2 separate regions of the Mus musculus genome follow, and region 1 is linked to region 2. A link is a loop called in an ENCODE intact Hi-C map of the cell type or tissue named here. Cell type or tissue: gastrocnemius. All regions are shown on one strand. Each heading gives the region's core, and the rest is flanking DNA. Links, peaks and the distances in the headings are about the cores only.

Region 1 (8,000 bases), core at 1-8,000, 48 kb before region 2:
AGCATAGTACTCGGCATCTGGAGACAGGCAGTGGCAGGAGGAAGCTTGTAAGTTTGAGGCTGGCCTGAGCGACACAGGAAGTTGCAAAACAGCCGGGACAACATAGTGAGACCCTGTCCTAAAACAAAACAAAACAGTAAAGCAAAGAAAACACGTCCTTGTGGCACAGTTAGGAGGGGGTGAATATTCAAGAGGACATCAGTAAGCAAAGAAGGTGTGGCCATACGATATACATCTTCACCTGGAAATCCTTTTCTCCAGCTGGCTAAAGTGGACTCGGGCTCCTGGAAGGAGTCCTATTTGGGGAGGCAACTGTGGATCTTCGATATATATGTCCAGGTGAGGGGGATATTCACAGTCATCCATTTCTAGAGCTACTGTTAGCTTCACACCTGTTTTAATAGCCCCAGCATTCCCTACGGACAGAGGGAAGGGTGGCCAGTGATCAGCCAGGACTACAAGGTCCCATCCCTCCAATTCAAACCGTCTTCCCCAGACGATAGCACATTACCAGGTTTCATCCGGCGAAGGGCCAGAGGTGGTTCACACAGTATCCGAGACAAAATCTCAGCAGAGAAAGATACCAAGGAATCGGGGGAGCTGAAAGAGACAGAGATCCATGAGGAAACACAACTGAGAGATCAGCTCCTAAGACAGAAAAGGAGCCGTCCCCAGCTCTCCATCATTTACATCTTACACTTGCTGAAGATGCAGGTTCCTAGGAAACATTCACTTTAAGTACAACTAACTCTTTTCTTCTTCCTTCTTCTCCTTCTTTTTCTAATCCTTTGAGACAACTGTCTGTAACCCCAGTGCCAGAGGACTGGGTACGCTCTTCTGGCTTCTGAGGGTCTTGGTGCACAGACATCCTAGCACCATGTAGCATGCTCTTGCTACATAAAGGTGGAAGGCTGGCTTCAAACCTTCAGCAATTCTCCTGTCTCAGGTCCCCAAAGAAAATGACTACAAGTATATACTACCTTAACTTCCTCCCTGACCTCTCTTCCTATTTTTGGAGACAGGGTTTCTCAGCATAGCCCTGGCTGTCCTAGAATGCTGTGTAGACCAGGCTAGTGTTAGACTCAGAGATATGCCTGCCTCTGTCTCCCAAATGCTGGGATTAAAAGTGTTTACCACCCTGCAAACAAACTCCAGCCTACTTCACTTCTAATAATAAATATCAGTCTCATAAAAATTAGACACAGCCAGGCATGGTGGTGCACACCTTTAATCCCAGCACTTTGGAGGCAGAGGCAGGCGGATTTCTGAGTTTGAGGCCAGCCTGGTCTACAGAGTGAGTTCCAGGACAGCCAGGGCTATATAGAGAAACCCTGTCTCGAAAAACCAAAAAAAAAAAAAAAAAGACACAATCCTCCTTCTCTTGTTTATTTTTTAGACAAGATCTATCTTAAAACTAATGGTAGCTCTCCTCTAGGCTGGGTGTACTCGGATTACAGGGATTATAGGCATGTACCACCATCCAACCCCCAGTGTGGTCCCTCTGAAATGACAGCCAGTTCTAGAGAGCCATCTTTCCAGTCCTCTATGGCCACTTTCCCCCCTCCTCTTCTGTGACAGCGACTGACCATTTGGCCCTGGACAGCCTGAACTCCTTATGTAGCCTCAAACTCACTCTGCCTTCCAAATGCTTGGATTAAACATGTATACCACCATGTCTGGCTTATATTCAGTTTTAGTAATAAAAACACAATCCAGTAGAGTTTTTCACACAGGAAACATTTTCACTTGTTCTCGCTTAGAGAATCTTCTATGAAGTTCCACGCCTCTGTACTTACTACCGACCGCACGCAGTGCACGCAGGTCCTTCTCTACACTGCCACCTTCTTCCCTGCATTTTCTGTTCCTGTTTCCTTTTATTGCTAAAGCTTTTCCTTAACTGTGAGGACATCTGCTCAGCTGGGTCGGAATCAAAGTCAGCTACATAGCAACTTCAAAACCAGCCAAAAGACAAGACCCTGGCTCAACAATAACAACAGTTCGGTGAGGAGCGAGAGAGTAGGAGACACTACTTGTGACTATTCCTGCAGTGACAAGAAAGACTGAAAGAGAACCCCCTCTCACACTGACATCACACAGAACACACACACTGCTGGCTCAGCCCAGCCAGCGCAGAGCAGAGCACAGCCAAGAGGACCAGAGGTAATGGACAATACTTACTTGTCACCGAGCAGCTGGGCCAGTGAGGACTCGGGCAGTGTTCTAGGGACCTCCAGTACATTAGGTATGTCCTGAGAGCTCCCAAGCTCCAGGGTCCACTCCTCTTGGACAGTGAGGCAAGATCCACAGTCAGCCAGTTCCAGAGGACGTCGAGAGGTGCCAGCTGAGCCCTCTGTCTCGAACACTGGTGTCTGCTAGGAAACATGAAGACAATTGCCTCAGCATGTGCCTAGGCCTAAGTCCTCCCGTGCTGACTTCTTCCTAGAGCCTGGTGAAGAAAGGGGTCCTTACAGACAGACGATTCAGTCCCCCTAAATTCTGCCTATTCCAGGAGACCTAGGGGACCCAGCACGCGCATGTCTGCTCCAGAGTCCAACCCAACTAGCTTTCTGATGTGCAAGAGGAACACACTCACTGAGGGGCCGGAAGCCACGAGTCGGTAGACTTGGTTTGGGTACAAGAACGGAAACCATCGAACTGAAGAGCCAAGAAAGATGAGGAAGACCTATGAGGAAGGACAGCACAGCATCGAACTCCGGTGTGGAACACAGGGTACATATGGGAGGTCAGGCCCTAGGAACCTGGAGTCCCAGCTTACCTTCTGATCCTTGCTCTCAACGGCCAGAGACTCGGGTGGGCTCCATCCAGAACCTTCCTTCCTCTGTGTGCCACAAAGCCAAGTTCCTGACACGTGGAAACTCAAGGTGGGCTTTGCAGGTTGTGAACTGTCTCCCGGAAGGAGACAAAAATTACGTTTCATGAGGGCCTCCTTGTGGGACAGTAAGAACAGCCGGCTCTGTCCCAGGTGGGGTCCCTCTGGGCAGGAGGAGGCTGTCTGAGATGGTTCTGAACCAAAGGTGGGTCTGGGCACGGGCAGGATCAGGGCATCAGCCAGGTAGAACTGGACGTAGACTCTGTTGGAAGAGGCAGCTCTTCAGTGATTCAGACCCTGGATCCCCAAACACCAGGTTCTTCTCCAAGGGAAGCCCCGCTCCCGAGAGCTGACCTGGCCTGCTTCTTCTGGATGAAGCGTGCCATGCCCATCTCCTCCCAGGAAGGGAAGCTGCTCCTGACTTCTCTCTCTACTACCAACTGGAACTTCTCTACCCGCACCAGGCAGCCTAGATGAAGAAAGGTTTCTATCTTAGCAGGAAAAAAACTGTGGAAAGGAGGGAAGCAGAACCCTGGGTAGATAGATCTGTGCCATCCTGGGCCACCGCCCACAACTCATCATCTCAGCCCCTAGGCAACCACACCAAGCAGAGAATACTCCAGGCCTTTTCTTGTTTGTTCCCTAAACCTGTGACATGCCTTTTTTTCTGAATCTAACAAATTTTCCTCTCTAGGGTTTCCCTTGTTGTTTTTGTTTTGTTTGTTTTTTAAGACAGGATCTCTCTATTTTATAGCTTTGGCTGTCCAGGAACTTACTATGTAAATCAGGCTGACTTTGAACTCACAGAGATCCACCTGCCTCTGCTGGGATTAAAGGCCCACCATCCCAGCCTCCTTTTTATGGAACTCAACAAGTCGAATAAGACCAGTGTTCTTCTAATTATGAATATAGGAAGCAGGAAGGTAAATGTTTAGGAGCTATGTGGTGTAGGAGAGATGTATGCTGGGAGCTGTAGCTCTGGCTCCTCTTCCTTCTCTCCATCAGCACCAGCCTTTCACACTTCCCCATGTAGCTGACCAATATCATTAAGGAAGCCCAGCAGGCGCTCCCTCTCTCACTGCGCCCTGCGCTGAGCTCTATCTCCCACCACCACCACCTTCCCACCTCTCAACTTCGCACCTACGAGATTCGGGTCAATGAGGGGCTGTGAACTCTCAGTCAAGGGGATACAAGGCAGTGAACCTCTTAGATCCCGAAGCTCCAGACAACCTTTACGAGATGAAGCCACCAGGACCCCAAGTAAAACCTGTAGGAAATAAAGGTCAAGCTGATAAATATTAAATATTACACAATCAGCAAAGACTGGGCATGAGCAGAACCCAGAGGACAGAGTCAAGCCTGCTCTAAGTGGGAGGCTATCTTGGTCTACATTATGAGTTCCAGGCCAGCTAGGGTTCACAGAGAGATCCTGTCTCTCTAAAAAATGAAAAACTCCACTGAGCATCTACCATGTGTCATGTGCTGTTTTAAACACTAACAGCAACAAAGGCAAGCACTCACACGTGTAAGAGTAAGAACTGAATTACACTCTTGAACACGGTGGTACATACATACATACTTGTAGTCCCAGTAATCAGAAAGCTGAGGTAGCAGGACCTCCGGGAGTTCGAGGCCAGCATGGGCTATACAACAAGACTGCCTCAGGTTAAAAAAAAAAAAAGCAATAACGAAAACAAAGCAAAGCAAAACCCAACAGAATTCTATATTCCAAGCTACAGTTTTGGGAGCTTGTTTTATTACATTTACTGGGGGTGGGGGGTATCATTTCACTTTTGTGGAGGTCAAAGGACAACTTGTGGGAGTCAGCTCTCTTCTCTCACCATGCAGAGTCTGGGAACAAGCTCAGGTCACCACTCTCTAACGGATGAGTCGCTCTGTCTGTGTATGCACCTGTATTCCAGAAGAGGGCATCAGATCCCTTCATAGAGAGTTGCAGGGGCTGGAGAGAGGGCTCAACTGGTTAAGAGCATTGGCTGCTCTTCAGAAGTCCTGAGTTCAATTCCCAGCAACCACATTGTGGCTTACAACACTCTGTAATGGGATCTGATGCCCCCTTCTGGTATGTCTGAAGATACCTATAGTGTACTCATACACAAAATAAATGAAATAATTCAAAGAAAGAATTGTGATCCACCATGTGGTATCTGGGAATTGAACTCAGGACCTCTGAATTGAACTTAGGACCTTCTGAAAGAATAGCCAGTGCTCTTAACCACTGAGCAGTCTCCAGGTCCATACATACCACCCTCTTTTGTTTTGTTCTGTTTGTGTGTTTGTTTCTGAGGCAAGGTCTCACTGTGCATCTCTAGCTAGCCCGAAACAGGCTAACCACCATGTCCAACATGGTTTTAGTTGTTGTTCTTGTTGTTTTAGACAGGGTCTATGTAGTCCAGTTGGTCTAACTCAAAGAGATCCATTCATCTCTCCCTCCTGAGTATTAGGATTAAGGCATGTGTAACCACACCTGACTCAAGCTACAATTTCTTTCATTCTTCCTAGTTGCTGTAAAAAGGACAAATCAGTGAAGGGCAGGAACAGATACAGCAGTCTAATTAGAAAGTCAGTTAGCCGGGTGGTGGCGCATGACTTTAAACCCAGAACCCAGCACTTGGGAGGCAGAGGCAGGTGGATCTCTGTGAGTTCATGGTCAGCCTGGTCCACAGAGTGAATTCCCGGACGAGACAGTCAGGGCTATACAGACCCTGTTTCAAACATGTGCACATACACACACATACACTCATACACCCACACACAGAGCATGATTGAAAGACAAAAACAAAAAAACAACAAAAAACACATAATCTGAACAAGTAGTAGTGATGAAACTGGCAACAAGTAGTCCCACGAGCCTTCTAGAATTCTCTTACCTGGGCTGGCTGGAACACACAGGATGGCAGACAGACCCAGGACCAGGCTAGGTGGCGATTCAGTTGGCAGCTGGTCAGGTGACTGGCTTCTGGGAGAGGCAGCATGGCCTTTGGGTCAAAAGTAGCCCAAGCCCTGTGCTGCCCTTCCTCTGCCAGGGCGAGCATAGTAGGGAAAGAGTAGGGAGTCTGCAGTGGAGTGTACTGTGTGTGGGGAGAGAGAAATAATCACACTGGGTCCCTGTGCCCTGTGTCCTCAAGCCAATCTTTCCCCACGTCCTCGTACTTTCTGAAGGGGGCAGTTGTGTGGTTCTTCCAGGATCTCGCTGTACGCATGCCGCATGGGGCTGCCAGGTGGAATCAGAACATCCCAGGAGGGAGCCAGGAGCTGCAGGCCCAAGCTGGGCTTCCCAGGAGAGGGTTGCTTCAGGAACTGGTGACATCTCAACACATGGGGACACAGCCTTGGCCAGGAGGAGAAACATAGTCATTTTCCCAAGATCTGTCTCTTCCAGGACCCTGCTTCCCCTACAGAGAAAGTAACATCTCCACCCCAGACCCTCAAACTCCGTCCTCCTCACTTGTAGATGAGATCCTCCAGGGTCTTGGCAGCCCATAAGTATAAGGGAAGTCCTAACTGACATTTCCACACGAGTTGCTCATACAAGGAGGCACCATAAACTTTGGAGGACGGCAAAGTCAGAGGCTTAAGACAAGAAAAGCCTTGAAGCCGAACAGTGCCATGGAGACAGAGCGCCAGGACAGGTTTTGTTGTTGCTCCACCCACTGCCTGGAGGAGATGAACATCTCGGAGCTGCAGGAAAACAGAAAAGCAGAGGTAAGCTGAGTACGTAGCACATGCCTGTAAATCCCAGCCCTTGGCAGGCAGAGGCAGGAAGACTCGAAGATAAAGGGCCATTTTTGGCTACACAGAGGCTTGAGGCCAGTTTGAGCTACTGTGATCTAAAACAAAAAAAACAAAAACAAAAAAAAAAAAACATGCTTGTAACTGCAGCACTCCAGATCAGAGGAAGGGGATTTGAGGTTTAGACCAACTTAGTTTACATAGCAAGTCTCAGATTGGCCAAGGCTTCCAAGTGAGACCCTGTCTCAAAACAAACAAGACAAAAAACTACCTAAAGGCTGGAGAGATGGCTCAGCAGTTAAAAGAAAAGTATTACTCTTGAATAGGACTCAAGTTCAGTTCTAGTACCCACTATGGGTGGCTCACAACAACTAAACTTTGGAAAATCCCTGTCTGGAACAAGACAAGACAAGACAAGACAAGACAAGACAAGACAAGACAAGACAAGACAAGGGCAGAGCTTAACCCCTGGGGAGATGGCTACTGTTTCTCCACCATAGGTTCCAAGAGAAACTCCCCAGTGTTGCCTATCTCATTTCCTACCAAAACCCACTCTCTCCGAGGTCACCCACCATCTCCCATGAACTGAGCATCTTCTCATCGCCATCCGATTTCTGACATACCTCCAGACAGACCCCTGGTCGAATAACCCGCCTGAGGCCATGGATCTTCTGGTATGCGAGGCAGAGAATCAGCTGCCCATCTAGAATGTAGAGGCCGGCAGACTCATGCAACACAGCAGTGACTGTTCCCTGCACAGGAAACAGAGGTCCGCTGCCACTATTTCCTCCTCCTTAGGAGGCTCACATTGCAGGTGTCACAACCTCTAAGATCAGTACCTTGCACTCACCAAATAATGCAAGACTTTGGAAGCCCGGACAAGACCTTCTTGCCCTCTGCTGTCTTTGGAGCTGGTGGGCTGGGGTGGTGGTTTAAGGTCAGCTTTCGAGAACTCTAAGTCCAGCTCCAGCTCTTGCACATAACCTGGTCTCAGAGGCTTCAGAGTTGAAGATGGAATGGTTGTCCAAATACAGGAAAGGTGAATCCGGGTCTTGGTTACTTGCAATTTTGTCAGTACATAGGCCCTGCCAGGCCGGAGGACTCGGTGCCACACCATCTGAGCAGGGATCTGGCTTAGGCAGAGGGAGGTAACATTAAACATGAGACCCCCGCCCTTAACCATAATGCTGCCCATCGGCCAAAGGCCCTTCCCACAACAATTTCACTCCAAAGACCTCATGACTTTCCTCTTATTCTTCCTCTTCTGTTTGTCTGGTTGGCTATTTTGTTATTGTTTTGTTTTGTTCTGTTTCAGACAAGGTCTCATATAGCCCAGGCTGGCTTTAAACTCACTATGTACCCAAGGCTAGTATTGAACTCTTAGTATTATAATAAGCCACTGAACTTTAAGGATCTCTCT
Region 2 (15,844 bases), core at 4,465-12,464:
GGACCTACTGCAGGCAGAGCCACGCTGTGTGATAGAGGAGAAACAGGGCCTGAAGGAGCGGACAGGGCCCAGCTACTACCTGCCGCCCACCTTTCCTGTGGCCTCTGTGCCCTGTAAACCTGGTAAGGGAGCGTGCACAGAGGCTGGGGTACTTGGATCTGCCCTTGGGAAGGCATCTGGGGTTTTAGAGTGGATAGGTAGCATTCTGCTCAGAGACACATCTTCCAGGTGGACCCGTCCCTCGAGTTGCCATCTTGCGAGAAGAGGGCAGCAATGGAGACCGAGAAATGGCTGATGCCTTTCACTTGGCAGGCTTTGAGGTAAGCCTGGTACCTAACAGAGCTGGAGATCTTGATCTTGTCTTGGCTATAAGTCTTCTAACGGTTTCCTCCCTGTCGTATTAGGTGTGGGATGTGACCATGCAAGATCTCTGCTCTGGGGCCATCAGGTTGGACACATTCCGTGGTGTGGCCTTTGTGGGCGGCTTCAGCTACGCAGACGTCCTGGGCTCTGCTAAAGGTCAGTGTGCAGTCTGGATCTGCCATTTCCACATTCCCTGCTAAAATGTCTTCGGCTGCTTCTGCCCAGACTGCAGCCAACTTGTTGCCCTCACAAGTCAGGCAGAGTGCTCTGTTTCAAGACCAGAGGCCAGCAGGAGGATGGCTGGCTTTCCTGAGCTGTACAAGCCTAGAAGGCATGCCTCATCTGAACAGTTGACTGCTCTTCAACTTGATCAGGTTGTCCTGTTCTGTGGAAAGATGGTTCAGCACAACTAGATCAAGGGAGGGCAAAGGATCAGGCTTTTTGTGCGTGAAGTCTTTTCCCTTTTTTAATGAGATACAGTTTTGTGAAGCTGCTCAAACTCAAAAGGTAGCCATCTTACTTTAGCCTTTTTTTTTAAAAGATTAATTAATTTATTTTATGTATATGAGTACACTGTCGATATCTTCAGACACACCAGAAGAGGGCATCAGACCCCATTACAGATGGTGGTGAGCCACCATGTGGTTGCTGGGATTTGAACTCAGGACCTCTGGAAGAGCAGTCAGTGCTCTTAACTGCTGTACTGTTGAGGCTTAGATAACTACATAGCATTAAAAAAATATATTTTTGCTTAGCATAGAGAAATTCATGGGCCGGGCGCATGCCTTTAATCTCAGCACTTGAGAGGTGGATTTCTGAGTTTGAGGCCAACCTGGTCTAAAAAGTGAGTTCAGGACAGCCAGGAGGGCTATGCAGAGAAACCCTGTCTCAAAAAAAAAAAAAAAAAAAGAGAGAGAGAGATTCATGGATCCTGTCAGGCTATCTGATTAAAGCAGATCAGGCTGTTTCTTTCCTCAAGGCTGTCCCAGGGTCTGAAGAGACCGATTTAGAATAGAGGGCTGTCATGTCATTCCCTTCACGCCCTGCTTTTGCTTTCTCCGGCTTTTTTTTTTTTAGATAGATTTATTTATTTATTAGATTTATTAATTTATTATATATATGTACACTGTACCTGTCTTCAGATCTCATTATGGATGGTTGTGAGCCATCATGTGGTTGCTGGGATTTGAACTCAGAACCTTTGGAAGAGCAGTCAGTGCTCTTAACCACTGAGCCATCCCTCCAGCCCCTTTATTATTATATCTATCTTCAGATGCACCAGATGAGCGCCTCAGATTTCATTACAGATAGTTGTGGTTTTGGGAATTTGAACTCAGGACCTTCGGAAGAACAGTCAGTGCTCTTAACCACTGAGCCATCATCTCTCCAGCCCTTTCTCAGGCCTTTTCTCACTCTGGCTTAACTGTTCTTCCTAGGTTGGGCAGCTGCGGTGACCTTTAATCCACAGGCCAGGGAAGAGCTGGGCCGATTCCGAAGGCGGCCGGACACCTTCAGCCTGGGCGTGTGTAATGGCTGTCAGCTGCTGGCTCTTCTGGGCTGGGTGGGAAGTGATCCCAGTGAAGAGCAAGCTGAGCCAGGCCAGGACTCCCAGCCAACACAGCCGGGCCTCCTGCTCCGCCACAATCTGTCTGGGCGGTTCGAGTCCCGATGGGCCACCGTACGTGTGGAGCCGGGGCCAGCCCTGATGCTCCGAGGGATGGAAGGCTCTGTGCTGCCCGTGTGGAGTGCTCACGGGGAAGGTCAGGCTGGGAAGGCAGGGGAGGGTTTGCAAGCTGGGGCTGGGGCTGGGCCTGAAGGAACTTGGCCTTCACTCTCTTCTCCTTCACTTCCAGGCTACATGGCATTTTCTTCTCCTGAACTCCAAGCCAAGATCGAGGCCAAGGGCCTGGTTCCTCTGCACTGGGCAGACGATGATGGGAACCCCACAGAGCAGTACCCTCTGAACCCCAATGGATCTCCAGGGGGCATAGCTGGTATCTGTTCCCAAGATGGCCGACACCTGGCACTCATGCCGCACCCTGAGCGGGCTGTAAGGCTTTGGCAGTGGGCATGGCGACCCTCTCCCTTTGATGTTCTTCCCACCTCCCCGTGGCTGCAGCTCTTCATCAATGCTAGGAACTGGACCCAGGAGGACAGCTGCTGAGGAGGCCGCATGACCACCCTGGCCCACAGCTCACCCTTTGACTCCGTTGCCTTCTTTCCCCATTGCTTTCAGGAGTATCCCATGTGATTTCCAAAAGCATCTTAGCAAGAACCAAAATGCTGGGATGACCTCAGCTGCATTGCTCATTTTAGCCTTGCCCCTGCAAGAGCTGCTTTCAGCTCTTGAGTTTAACATGGATCTTCAGCAAGCGGCTCAGGCTCCGAGGACAGCTGACAGGCAGAGGGGTGGGCAGAGATTTACTGGCAGCCCTCCCGGGATCATCGCCTTGTGATCCTTCATTCTCTTGGTTAGAGCTCTGAGTGAGCTCTCACATCCTCGTTTTCTTTGGCTTTGTGAGATCGGCTTTCAGTCTATAGCCCAGGCTGGCCCTAAACTCAGAATTCTTTTGCGTTACCCCGGGTGAGTTGCCAAGGCGCTTGGCATTGGCTTAGGGTCTAGGAATAATGTACATCAGTCCCTCCCAGCCTCTGCCCAGCTGAAAAGAGCAGCTTTCCGGATCCCTTTTCAGACATGCACTGCTAGTTGTTAGGAATCATTGCTTCTGTCCATGCTCAAGGCGCTGACCTGTGCCTATCTCAGATCACATTCCTGATTCTTGCTTCTCTTAATTTAGCAGCCACCTTACAGTAGTTGATACCTTCCTTCTTAGAGCAGAGAGCCCTGGAGCTTGTTTTTTGTTGTTTTGGCTTTTCAAGACAGGGTTGGGTTTTTGTTTTTGTTTTTGTTTTTTGGGTTTTTTTGTTTTGTTTTGTTTTTATGTGTGTATAGCCCTGGCTGTCCTGGAACTTATGTTGTAGACCGGCTGGCCTCGCACTCAGAGATCCATCTGAGTGCTGGGGTTAAGGCATGTGCGACTACTGCCTGGCCATTCATTTTTCTTCTTGTTGCTTGATCAGTAGTGGTGCCTGACATTGGTACTGACCTAATGGAGTTTGTAGTCTTTTTTTTTTTTTTTTTTTTTTTTTTTTGGTTTGGTTTGGTTTCAGGCAAGGTCTCTCTGTGTAGCCCTGGCTGTCCTGGAACTCACTTTGTAGACCAGGCTGGCCTCGAACTCAGAAATCCACCTGCCTCTGCCTCCCGAGTGCTGGGATTAAAGGCATGCGCCACCACGCCCGGCTTGTTTGTAGTCTTAATAGGATTGAAATAATAATAGCTCCTTAGCTTGTACTGCCAACCTAAATAGGTGCTGGGTAACTTATGTGTCTATCATAAAGATTAAGGTATTTGAGAGGTGTTTCCCAGTTAACAAAGCAAAGTTTAGTGATAAACTGTCTATGATTGGTTCCAACTTAAAATGAACAGCAAGGCGCCCTACCCACCCAGCTACATCTGCCTGTGAAGATCCTGCAGTCACAGATCACGTCTTGGTAGTAGCTGTTGTACCGACAGCCACCTTCATCATCCGTTGCTTCCTACTTACTTGTACGGTAGACTCGGGTAGCCCCCTAAGAAGCTCGATGTCATGATTAAAGGAGTTTCCTTATAAAAACAGACTAGCATGTTGGATTTCTAAATATTTCAGGGTTTGGGGGAATGCAGAACACTTGTGCTTCTGCAGAAGTAGCACCCCAAGAAGGTACTAATGGTGAATAGGTGTTAAGCTGCAGGTTGTATGTCCATCTGAGTATTAGAACACTTGCCTAGTATCTGTGTTTCCTGAGTTTGATTCCCGTCCAGCACCACCAAAGGAAGATATTTGGAGATGGGAAGTCAGATCTTTCTCCGTTTTGCATTGCAAAGTAACTTTTCCTAACTAGAGTGATTCTAAGGATTTTGTTTGTATTTTCGAGACCCATATGATGTTCTGGCTGGCTTTGAACTCATAGCTGAGAGTAATCTTGAAATCCTGGTCTTCTACCAAGTGCTGTGTTCTGACCTAAGTACCATTTTGGACATGTGAACATTCCCTTTGATGCTGTGGAAGAATATATATTTTGCTTATGGTGGTACATGCCTTTTATCCCAACACTTAGGAGATAGGGGCAGGTGGATCTTTGTAAGTTCAAGGCCAGCCTAGTGAGTTCCAGGCTAGTCAGGACACTGTCTCAAATTTATATATTTAAAGTATTTATGAAAGTATTTTTGTAAGCCTGAGTAGGCAAGATGGCTTAGTGCAGAAGTTTTCAACCTTCCTAATGCTGTAACCCTGTAATACAGTTCCTCATGTTATTGTGGGCACAACCATAAAGTTTTGGTTGCTATTTTATAACTGTAGTTTTGCTGCTATTAAAAATCATAATGTAAATGTCTGTTTTCCGATGGCCTTAGACCCCAAGAGGATCGTGACCCACAGGTTGAGAACCGCTGGCTTAGTGGGTGGGGGTATTTGCTATCAAGCTTAATGCTTTGAGTTCAGCCCCTGGAACTCACGTGGTGACAGGGAAGAACCAACTCTGCAGTTGTGATGGCTTACTTGATGCGCCATGGCACATGCGCACAAGCACACACACCTGTTAGCACACATGTAGACAGGTGTGTGGTACTTGATGCGCCATGGCACATGTGCACAAGCACACACCTGTTAGCACACATGTAGACAGGTGTGGTGGTACTTGATGCGCCATGGCACATGCGCACAAGCACACACACCTGTTAGCACACATGTAGACAGGTGTGTGGTACTTGATGCGCCATGGCACATGCGCACAAGCACACACACCTGTTAGCACACATGTAGACAGGTGTGTGGTACATTCCTTTAGTCATATAAACCACTCAGTGATACTTTAGTCTTCGTTAATGGAAAATTTCCAATAAATGGAAAAAGATGCCAAGTGGTCCAATGGAAGTGTGTTGTGCGTGCAAGGGCCGATGAGTCATTCCTGGTCTTGCGTTCACCTTTTAAGACTTACTTTACACTTGTGTGGTTTGCCTGTATTTGTGTGTGCCTGGTATCAGAAGAGGCCTTCAGATCCCCTAGATCTGGAGTTATCAATGGTTGCAGAATTGAAACCAGGTCCTCTGAAAGAACAAGTGCTCTCAACAGCCGAGCCATCTCTCCAGATTTACACCTGAATCTTTAAACACCCTTTACAATAGCATCTAAACCTCTTAAGCAAGTCCTGTCCTCGTTTCACCTCTAACAGATTTTTAAACAAATCCTTGGTTATATACAAGGCTGTCACAGCAGCACAGAGACCTCGGCCCAAATCACCATTGTGATCCCACCTTAAAGTGAATTCCAGGACAGCCAGGGTTACACAGAGAAACCCTGTCTCAGAAAAACCAAAACCAAACAAAAACCCAATGCTTTAATCAAAGATATGTCTCCCAAGCAGTGTAAACTCCACAGTCCCAGGAACTCTGTCCTAACAGTGTCAGTAAGTCTATGTGGAATAAATAAGTAGATATAAAAGTTGATTTATTTTTCCCAGGTACCTTCTCTGTGTAGCCCTGGCTGTCCTATAGTTGCTCTGTAGATAAAAGGTGTGTGCCGCCACCACCCAGCTCGCATAGATTTTTGTTGTTTTGTTTTTTTAAGTATTTGTCCTTGGGGCTGGAGAGATTGTTGCAGGAAATATCTTTTAAAAAAAAAAAAAAAAAAAAAAAAAAAGAACGTCACATTCCTGTGCTTGTGCCTTTGGGGTCTGGCCAGCTATGCACTGGCAAGCAATGGCCAACCTGTTTTTAATCTCATGGAGACTCTTGACCCAGAACTCCACAATCTCTCCACCCAGCTTGTTAGGTTCTCACTGGTGGGTCACTACCACACCAAGCCCATGCTTCAAATCCCCTACAGCCTTTGTGGTGCACATCTGGCAAACCCACTCCTTGCTGCCGTACCTTTCTCTCTTGAACCCAGATGAGCTAGCTGAGTGAAGGAAAACACAAAACAAACTTAGTTCAGAAACAATGGTAACTCAGTCTCTGGGCACAACAACTAAAACCTAATCTTGTAAGCTTTATTAAAATGTGATTCCTCCAGCGGTGAATCCTTGAGGATCCACCATGGTACTGGGAAACTCTAGCAGGTACATCTTACTTATGTAAGATGCCTTGTGCTGTCCCCAGTCGAAAAATGGTTATAAGTACTGGCTGCTCTTGCAGAGGATCTGGGTTCAATTCCCAGTAATTCCCAGCATCCACATGGCAGCTTACACTGTTACTTCAGTTCTAGAGGATCTGACACCCCCACACAGACAGACAGACATGCAAACAAAACAATGTACTTTAAGTAAACGAAGAGGTAGCAATATGAGATAAACCATGTAACCATTTAAAGATTCATCTATTTATGTAAATGAGTGTTCTATCTGTAAATACATCTGCATGCCAGAAGAGGACATCAGATCCCATTGCAGATGGTTGTGAGCCACCATGTGGTTGCTGGGCATTGAACTCAAGACCTCTGGAAGAGCAGTCAGTGCTCTTAACCTCTGAGCCATTGAGCCATCTCTCTAGACACACATGTGGATTTTTCTTTTCTTTTTTAAAGATTTTTCCTTAATAGAAAGTGGTGTCAGTGGACTGGGTTTGTAGGTAGATTGCTCTGCAGTTCTCCTTTCTCTTTGGTTGGTTTGTCCAGTCATTCTGTGTCATCAGGCCAATGAAGGACACTAACTTGACATTAGTTTCTCATCGTTTCTCCCTTTGTATCTCTCCTCTCCCTTCTCTAACTTGTCTCTCTTCAGTTTTATAGGAGGATAGATATATCACAAAATTAGGCACATTACTGTCACTTTCTGTCTGTGACCTGGTGATTGCAAGGATGGCAGGCAGCCAGCAGGAGGCTTGTGGACAAGAGGGCCAAGTGGGGACTACCAGATGAGAGTTGCTTTCTCTAGGAACACCCCAACCACCAGGTACCCTCTGCTCTCTAGCATCACTCTGTGCTTCACTACAGACTGTCACGGGGCTCAATAGATCTCTCTCTCTCTCCCTCCCTCTCCTACACACACACACCATCACCACCACCACCACAAACAAAAGACATGCCCATACAAGGATGTGGGTACTAGGCAGCAGTGAGCCTGTGGACTGAAGATGTTGCCTCCAGGAGCTGTGCCAGGGTCTAACTGTTGTCTCATAGCTGATGTTCTTGAGACCCTGTGGTGTTAAACAAGCAAGTCTATGGTTGGCCACTCGGGGGCAGCAAACAGCCAGAGGTGAAGCTAAGGAATTGCTGGCTAGACCTAGGCATTTCTAGGGCTTAATCCAGGTAAACTGGTCTTTAGGATTGCCTTTGGCACAGGGTCACCCAGCACAAACAGACATGAGTAACAACATCTGTCCGTTTGGCTTCAGGAGCAGGAAGGGTGGCACAGAGGGCTGTCTGTGAAGCTGGCTGGGGCCTGTCTACCAGGTAAGGGTTGTGAAGAACCTTGGCTTTGTGGCACACTGGCAGGAAGCTGAACCAGGACAAGTGATTTCTTTCTTTGACTTTAAAATGCTCTCAACAGCACAGGGTTCTGGAGGAAAGAACACAACAGTTTGCCTGTATAGAGCGCTGAAGAGGTGTGGCAGCACTATAGGAAAACAATATTTTCAGAGGCTGGACAGGGTATGCTAACTAAGGAACCAAATGGTTGAAAATGAGTCTGTCTGGGCCAGGAAGAGCCAACTAGAAACAAACCCAGAAACACCTAGCAGAACATGTTAAGGAATCAGGACAAGATCCAAAAACAGTGGGAAAGCAGTTGAAGAGGTGGATGTAGCGATGCAGGGATGAACAGATCTGTGATTTGGCTGTTTTGAGATAGGTGCTTGTGTAATGTACACTACACTGGCTGTAAACTCACTGTATAGCTGAGAGTGGCCTTGAACTCCCAGTCCTCCATCCCTCACCTCCAGAGGGAGGGCCGAGGTTACAGGAGTGCACGACCACAGCTGGCTTTGTATGATGCTCAGAATCGAGCCTTGGACTGCATGCATGCTAGACAAGCTACTGTACTGAGTTTTACTCTCAGCCAAACTTGTGACCTAGAGATTATAGTAGCTGCAGAGAAGGAAAGAGGATGGGAGGTGGAGAGAGTCCAGTGTGGAAGCTATATACTGACCACATAGCAATCGTGTTGGCCTGGAAGAGTAGTAGGCCTTAGGGATGGAGAGAAATGGGAGGCCAGGAGGTGGTGGTGCATGCCTTTAATCCCAGCACTATACAAAGAAACCCTGTCACGAAAAACCAGAAAGAAAGAGAGAGAGAGAGAGAGAGAGAGAGAGAGAGAGAGAGAGAGAGAGAGAAAGAAAGAAAGAAAGAAAGAAAGATAAAGAAAGCAAGCTGGGCGAAGTGGCACCCACCTTTAATCCCAGCACTTGGGAGGCAGACGCAGGCAGATTTCTGAGTTTGAGGCCAGCCTGGTCTACAATGTGAGTTCCAGGACAGCCAGGGCTGCAAAGAGAAACCCTGTCTCAAAAAAAAAAAAAAAAGAAAGAAAGAAAGAAAGAAAGAAAGAAAGAAAGAAAGAAAGAAAGAGAGAGAGAGAAATGGCAGGATTTGAGAACCAATGGAAATAACCAGAAAGTGGATATGGTGTGTGTGTGGGAGGGGGTGTGGAGAAAGTGTGAAGAGGGCATAAGGAAAAAGATGGTAGAGAAGAAAGCCAGCCAGTAATGAAGCCCAGAGCCCTGGCCTGCCCCCTGGATCACTGGTATACAAAGCTTTTACTATTGGCACATTTGGAAGCTAAGTTTATGCTTTGCTTTGCAATTATTGAGTTTGAGGGGTCAATGGGACATACTGATAGAAGTATGTTAGAGGGGATATCCAGGAGGCAGTTAGAAGAGAATGAGGCACTGGGATGTGGGTGGATAAGGAAGTTTATCTATGGGCAATGTGCAGGTCTGAGAGCTCAGACCGGCTACCACTGTCAGGTCTAACCGGTAGAGTAGGTTTGTATTGCCCAAGTACCCTAAGATGTCCTGGAAGGTATCCAGGGAGACAGAAGAAAGTGTCCTCTTCCCCCCTCGCCACTGAGTCCTACTAGCTCAGCTGGCCAAATCTTTGCCCAGAGGCAAAGTCCTCTCTTTGCCACTACAGTATGGTAGACCCTCCCCACTCTCTCAACACCTCACCTATGGGAACTTACAAGGATTTGGCTGAGAAAATAGGTGAGAAAATTCGGCTGTGTGTAGCTTTATAGACTGGATCCTGTGGGTTTCCATAAGGGATACCACCTAAGGGGTTCCCCAAAGGACAGGTACAGCCACTGGCCAGAGAGCAAGGATTCTGGCCTGGGTGGTGGGCCAAGGAACCTCCTAGTGCCCTTGTCACTGTGGGTCTTTCCTATTGAGGTCCATGGGATTGAGAAAAGTTGTGACCATCCTCAGACCCAGCAGGCCACCAGGTTAGAATCTGATACCCCACACCCTATCATCCATTAGCTTGTCTGAATCTTGTCCTCTTTCCACCTCTGAAGACAAGTCTCAAGAAGGGTTTCCAGATTTGGGGGGTGGGGGGGATATATATAACTTGCTTTGGGGAGAGTGGGGATATGAGCTGGCTCCAGACCCAGGTTCCTCATGGCAAAAGTTATAGAGCAGTAGCCATGGAATAGTTGTCTCTGAATCCTTTTTTTTTTTTTGGGGGGGGGGGGTTGAGACAGGGTTTCTCTGTGTAGCCCTGGCTGTCCTGGAACTCACTGTGTAGACCAGGCTGGCCTCGAACTCAGAAATCTGCCTGCCTCTGCCTCCCGAGTGCTGGGATTAAAGGCTTGCGCTACCACGCCCAGCTTTTTTTTTTTCTTCTTTTTTTAAGATTTATTTATATATGAGAACACTGTTGCTGTTTTCAGACACACCAGAAGAGGGCATCAGATCCCATTACAGATGGTTGTGAGCCACCATGTGGTTGCTGGGAATTGAACTCAGGACCTCTGGAAGAGTAAGTCAGTGCTCTTAACCACTGAGCCATCTCTCCAGGCCCTCTCTGAGTTCTTGGTGCTGGGGTTTAAATAGGCTTGTCACAGGGCTACTCATAACAAAGCATAGGCTGCAATGCTACGAGGTAGAACTCGTGATAGGGGTTTGGGTCCTGGAGCTAAGGCCCACAAGAATAAGTAAAAGGTTTTCATCATTTCTCCCTGGTAGTGTATGAAGGAGCAGGGTTCACACTGTAGCCAGCTTGAAACTTACTATGTAGCCTAGGATGGTCTCAAACTTGAGGTGATCCTGATTCAACCTCCAGAGAGCTGGAAATGCAGGCCTTAACTAGCCACACCTGCATAAAAAAATATCAGCTATGATGTTTACCTAGTGCTCTGAGGAAATGAAAATAAAATGATCTGAATAGGTCTCTGCCAGGGAAAATGCCCCACTTCCTTTTAGGGTGGCTTTGAAGGCAATGTAAACAGAGTGGGAAAGAAAAGGTCTGCTCCATCTGCCTTCTTTCTCCTTATCATTTCCGCACCACCACCGCCCAGCTCTGCCTAGTGGTAAGGGCTGCACATAAGGGCCTTTTCTGCTACGCTGTACCCTCATCCCTGCCAGCACCCCATGGCTTTGCACTCACTCACTATGCAGCCAAGGGTGGCTGTGAACTTCTTTTTTTAAACGTTTCTTTTCATGGAGCTGAAGAGATGACTCAGACCCTAAGAGCTCTTGTAGAGGACCACAGTTTGGTTCCCAGAACCTACATGGCAGCTCGTGACCATCTGTGATTCTAGCTCCAAGGGATCTAGTGTCCTCACCTGGCTTCCTGAAGCACCAGGCACACACATAAGGCATACATACAGATAGGCAGGTACATGTGACTACACACAGATAAGAATGTTTTTAAACTAAAGATTTATCTTGATTATATTTTCTTTTGGCTTTATATACCTGGGGGTTGATAAGAATGGCTCCCCAGGGTACCCTGTATTTGAATACTTGGTTTCTAGTAGTTGCTGGGAAGGATTAGGAAGTGTGGCCTTGTTGGAAGAAATATGTCACTGGGGGCCTGCTTTCAAGTCTCAAAAAACTCTGGCCATTTCTAATTAGCTTTCTTTGTCTCCAGCTTTTGGCTCGAGTTTTCTCAGCTCTGGCTCCAGCCACCAGCCTGCTACTTCTGAACCTTCATCGTGAACTCTAACCTTTGAAGTCCTAAGCCCAAAAACCTCTTCTGTAAGTCTTGGTAAGTGTTTTATCTCAGCCATAGAAAAGTAACTAATATGACTGTGTTCTGTTGTTTTGAGACAATCTTGCTACACAGCCTTGGCTAGCCTGGAACTCACTCTGTAGACCAGGCTGGTCTCAAACTGGAGGAGATCCACTTGCCTCTGCCTCCTGAACTCTAGAATTAAAAGGCATACACCACCTGGCTCCCTAGTTTATTTTTTAGTTACGTGTCTGTGTGTGTCTGTGTGATACACATGTGGGTACAGATGTCACAGAATCACACTTAGGTCTTCTGCAAGAGCAGTTGGCTCCACATTCAGAAGCACTGAGCCATCTCTCCAGCTTCCTGTCCTCCCTACTGTGTTTCTCAAGAGCCACCATGGCTGGTTTACTCTGTGGTGGTACCATTCTCTCTATAGCCCGAGCTGGCCTGAAGATCCTCCTGCCTCAGCCTCCTGAGTGTTGGAATAACAGAAGTGAGCTTCCAAGCCTGATTAAACTTTTTTTTTTCAGGTTTGAAGTACGCTTTATTAAATATTAAATGCTGACCAAGAGATCAGCTTCGGTCAGGACCACTCCCTGGGGCTTCCAGCTGCATGGCCAAAGCTCTGGATTTTGGTGAGTGTGCTTAAGCACTTTATTCTACTTTAGTGTGGTTCTAGCACTTTCAGAAGCCTGAGGGAAGGCCATCTGGGATAGTCTGAGTAAGATCTTGTCCCAAAACCAAATAAGCAAATGAATAATATATCATATATTGGGGGTGTGTGTGGAATAAATGGCTTAGCCATTGAGAGCCCTGGCTGCTCTTCCAAAGGACCTAGTTCAATTCCCAGCACCCACAAGGCAGCTCAGACCTGTAATTCCGGTTCCAGGGTGTCCATGGCACTAGGAATGCACATGGTGCACATATAGATGCACACACAAAATACTCATTCATAAAATACAATAGCCGGGGGGCTGGTGAGATGGCTCAGTGGGTAAGAGCACCCGACTACTCTTCCTAAAGGTCCAGAGTTCAAATCCCAGCAACCACATGGTGGCTCACAACCATCCATAACGAGATCTGACTCCCTCTTCTGGAGTGTCTGAAGACAGCTACAGTGTACTTACATATAATAAATAAATAAATCTTAAAAAAAAAAACTTTATTAAAAAAAAAAAATACAATAGCCGGGCGGTGGTGGCACATGCCTTTAATCCCAGTACTTGGGAGGCAGAGGCAGGCAGATTTCTGAGTTCGAGGCCAGCCTGGTCTACAAAGTGAGTGCCAGGACAGCCAGGGCTACACAGAGAAACCCTGTCTCGAAAAAAAACCAAAAAATAAATAAATAAAATAAAGCCTTTTCCTGTTTTATTTTTTTGAGACAGGGGTTCTATATGTACCCCTGACTATCCTGGAACTCACCACCTGGTCTTGAACTCAGAGATCCACCTGCCTCTGCCTTCTGAGTTCTGGGATTAAAGGTGTATACGATTATGCCTAGCAAAATAAATATATCCTTTAAAAGGATAATAATATACTTTTATTTTTAGTGAGGCATGGTAGCATGCCTGAAATTCTAGCACTTGGGAGGCTGAGGTACTACTACAAATTCAAATTCAAGGCCAGATTGGACCACATAGTAAGACCCAGTCTCAAACAGAACCAGGAGGCCGAGGGATGGCTTACCGATGGCAATCAATGATGTTGCAGAAGACCCGGTTCAACAGCATCCCACATGGTGGTCTGTGCCTCTGGTTTGAGAGGTTCTGATTCCCTCTGGGAATACATACAGGCCATACATACAGTTTGGTACTTGTAAATAAAAGCCTCATACACATCAAGTAAAATTTAGGAAAGATAACTGAATACTTGTTGCTTTTACAGAGGATTCAGGTTTGGTTCCCAGAACCTCCATGATGGTTCACAACCATCCCTAACTCCAGTTCCAATGGAATCCAACACCCTCTTCTGAACCCCGTAAGTAACACACACACACACACACACACACACACACACACATACACACACACACACACACACACACACACACACACGCAGGCACACACGCAGGCACGCACACAGAGTGCACATACATTCAAGGACAAACATCTCTATGTTTAGAGCCAGCCTGATCTACATATCAAGTTTCAGGCCATCCAAGACTCCATAATAACAAACAAACAAACAAAACAAGCTAGTTTCTCTTGTGTTCTTATGCACTTTATTCCATAATGTACAAACATTTTTCTGAGTGAATATTCATGACCTTCACCAACATTTCAAAGAGACTCATGGCAGGGCTGAAGGCTTGAAGCTGCTGCATACAGGAACTATGTTGCCTTAACTCTTCCATAAAGGGATGCTTGGCACTGATTTGCTGTGTCTCTGGGGGCCAGGGCAGTCTTTGTTTTCCCCCATTTAGATTTATATATTTAATTTTATGAGCCTGCACCGATGCTCTCCATCTGGTCTATCTGGTGTCTGTGAAGGTCAGAAGTGGGCAAATACCCTGGAACTAGAGTTGCAGATGATTGTGAGCCACCGCGTAAGTGCTGGGAATTGAACCCAGGTCCGCTACAAGAGTAACATGTGCTCTTAACTGCTGAGCTATCTCGCCAGGTCCCTCCAAGCCTGTCTTTTGGTTCTTTCAAAGGGCAAGGACCATCCCAGAGCACCAAACCAAACCTGTTCCAGTTGTAGGTTGGCTGTCCCCAGCAGACTGAGAGCTGGAGACACTCACACAATGAGAAGGACAGATGTGTGCCATCTGAGACTTGTCCATGACACCTGCCCTAGCTGCAGCTGGACCAGTTTTCACTGGACTCTGGCTTCCGGGAAGATGCAAGTAGGAGAGCTTGCCAAATAGGTTCTTTCAGATCAAATGACAACAAACTGACCCAGACAGCTCCAGTTTCTTCAGGAGTTTGAGGTTGAACACCCTGAGGTGTCAGCATTGAGAAGAGCACAAGAGATGGCAGATACCAAGGGAGGGATGGTGAATCAACAGTGGGGATATAGAGATCTGCCAAGACAAGCTGGTCTTCCACCCCACCCTCCAAGGAGAGATCTGGCCCTGGGCCTTGGCACATCTCTGCTCCCCACCCTTGTCATATCCCAAGAACCCAGAGACTGGAGAAAGCTGAGGTCTCCAGCTATCTTAGTCCACTGCAGAACTTGAGGTGCGCCAGGAAATCCTAAGAGGAAAGCTGAAGAAACTTTCTCCTCCCTCTGGCTCATTACAGGGCTCCATTCCTGGTACTTAGTGTTATGAACTTGTTAATAGCATTTATGTCCTTGGAGGTCCCTACCCAAGGATTTCTGATCTGCCTGACTGTGTACAAAGCTATTCAAGCTGTTGTTGCTCCTGGTGAGGAGGAGAGACAGAAAGGTCTACATGGAGAGACGTTCATGGCCAGCTCCTTCTATTCCATGGGGGCTGCACCCCTTCTCTTACAGAGTAAACTAGTTACAGGATACCCCCCCCCGAAACAGATTGATCAAGCACACCCACATCTTGTCTCTTCTCTCCCTCCCTCCCTCCCTCCTTCTCTTGCCTGAGGAAGGGTCTCAATATATAACCCTAGCTGACCTGCAACTCACTATGTAGAAACAAGAAACAGGCTGGTCTCAAACTACAGATCTGACTGCTTTTGTCTCTTCAGTGCTGGATGTGCCATGTGGCGTGAGCCACCACACGTGGCCACACTTCACTCCTAACAGTGCTTTAGAGATGAGGAAAAGTTCAGAGAGAAGCCAGATGCCTACAGTAAGAAGGAGTCACCGCACGCCTTTAATCCCAGCACTCGGGAGGCAGAGGCAGGCAGAATTTCTGAATTCGACTCCAGCCTGGTCTACAGAGTGAGTTCCAGGATAGCCGGGGTGGGGGCACATACTGAGTACACTTAAGAGGCTAAGGTTCAGTTACGGGAGGGAGGGAGAGGGAGAAGGAGAGAGAGAATCTAATGGTAGAGGCCCCTGGGCTCAATCCCTAGCATTGCAAACAGTAAGTGGACAAGCAAAATCCTCCATCCTTAACCATCTTCACAACTCCCTGACTCCATCTGCCTGCCCTCCCCCTTGCATATTTGCATTTCCTAGAGTACACACTGTGCTAAGTTTCTACACCTATGTCCCGGCTAGAACATCTCTAGGATGCCCCCAAGAGCTCTGTAAATCAAACTTCAAGACGCAAAGCGAGTTCCACTGGTACTTTTACACCTTGGCGAGGTGGACTTTTGTATTGTCAGGCTCACGAAGGAAATGAGCTGCACTCTGAGGCA

The links. Peaks named below come from ENCODE experiments on the same cell type or tissue, not always from the same donor. Only the 100,000 strongest peaks of a DNase experiment are listed, where the experiment ranks them.
Region 1: a loop joins it to region 2, with 2.0 times the contacts of the local background. A loop is called at or near these places in 1 of 42 quality-filtered maps.

The regions. Positions count from the first base shown.
Region 1 is chr11:69,025,783-69,033,782 of GRCm38, reverse strand. It overlaps Ctc1 (CTS telomere maintenance complex component 1), which reads right to left. Exons shown (of 23, transcript NM_001013256.2): 6 at 7,431-7,709; 7 at 7,204-7,332; 8 at 6,297-6,529; 9 at 6,002-6,179; 10 at 5,719-5,919; 11 at 3,971-4,097; 12 at 3,185-3,299; 13 at 2,777-3,092; 14 at 2,594-2,683; 15 at 2,179-2,372; 16 at 512-600; 17 at 242-416. Among named protein-coding and RNA genes, the nearest start is that of n-TIaat5, 7.2 kb to the left of the region's middle. In gastrocnemius, for the core only: a CTCF peak has its summit at 4,727 (motif pointing right); no DNase peak of the experiment used is centred there.
Region 2 is chr11:68,974,646-68,990,489 of GRCm38, reverse strand. Pfas (phosphoribosylformylglycinamidine synthase (FGAR amidotransferase)) reads left to right here. Exons shown (of 28, transcript NM_001159519.1): 24 at 1-122; 25 at 229-320; 26 at 405-519; 27 at 1,800-2,123; 28 at 2,217-4,789. The coding sequence ends at 2,527. It overlaps Gm32384 (a long non-coding RNA gene), which reads left to right and starts at 6,922. Exons shown (of 4, transcript XR_001780244.1): 1 at 6,922-7,850; 2 at 11,481-11,597; 3 at 12,095-12,199; 4 at 13,449-13,486. It also overlaps a transcript of Rangrf not described here. In gastrocnemius, for the core only: a CTCF peak has its summit at 7,633 (motif pointing right); DNase peaks (open chromatin) are centred at 7,293 and 7,633.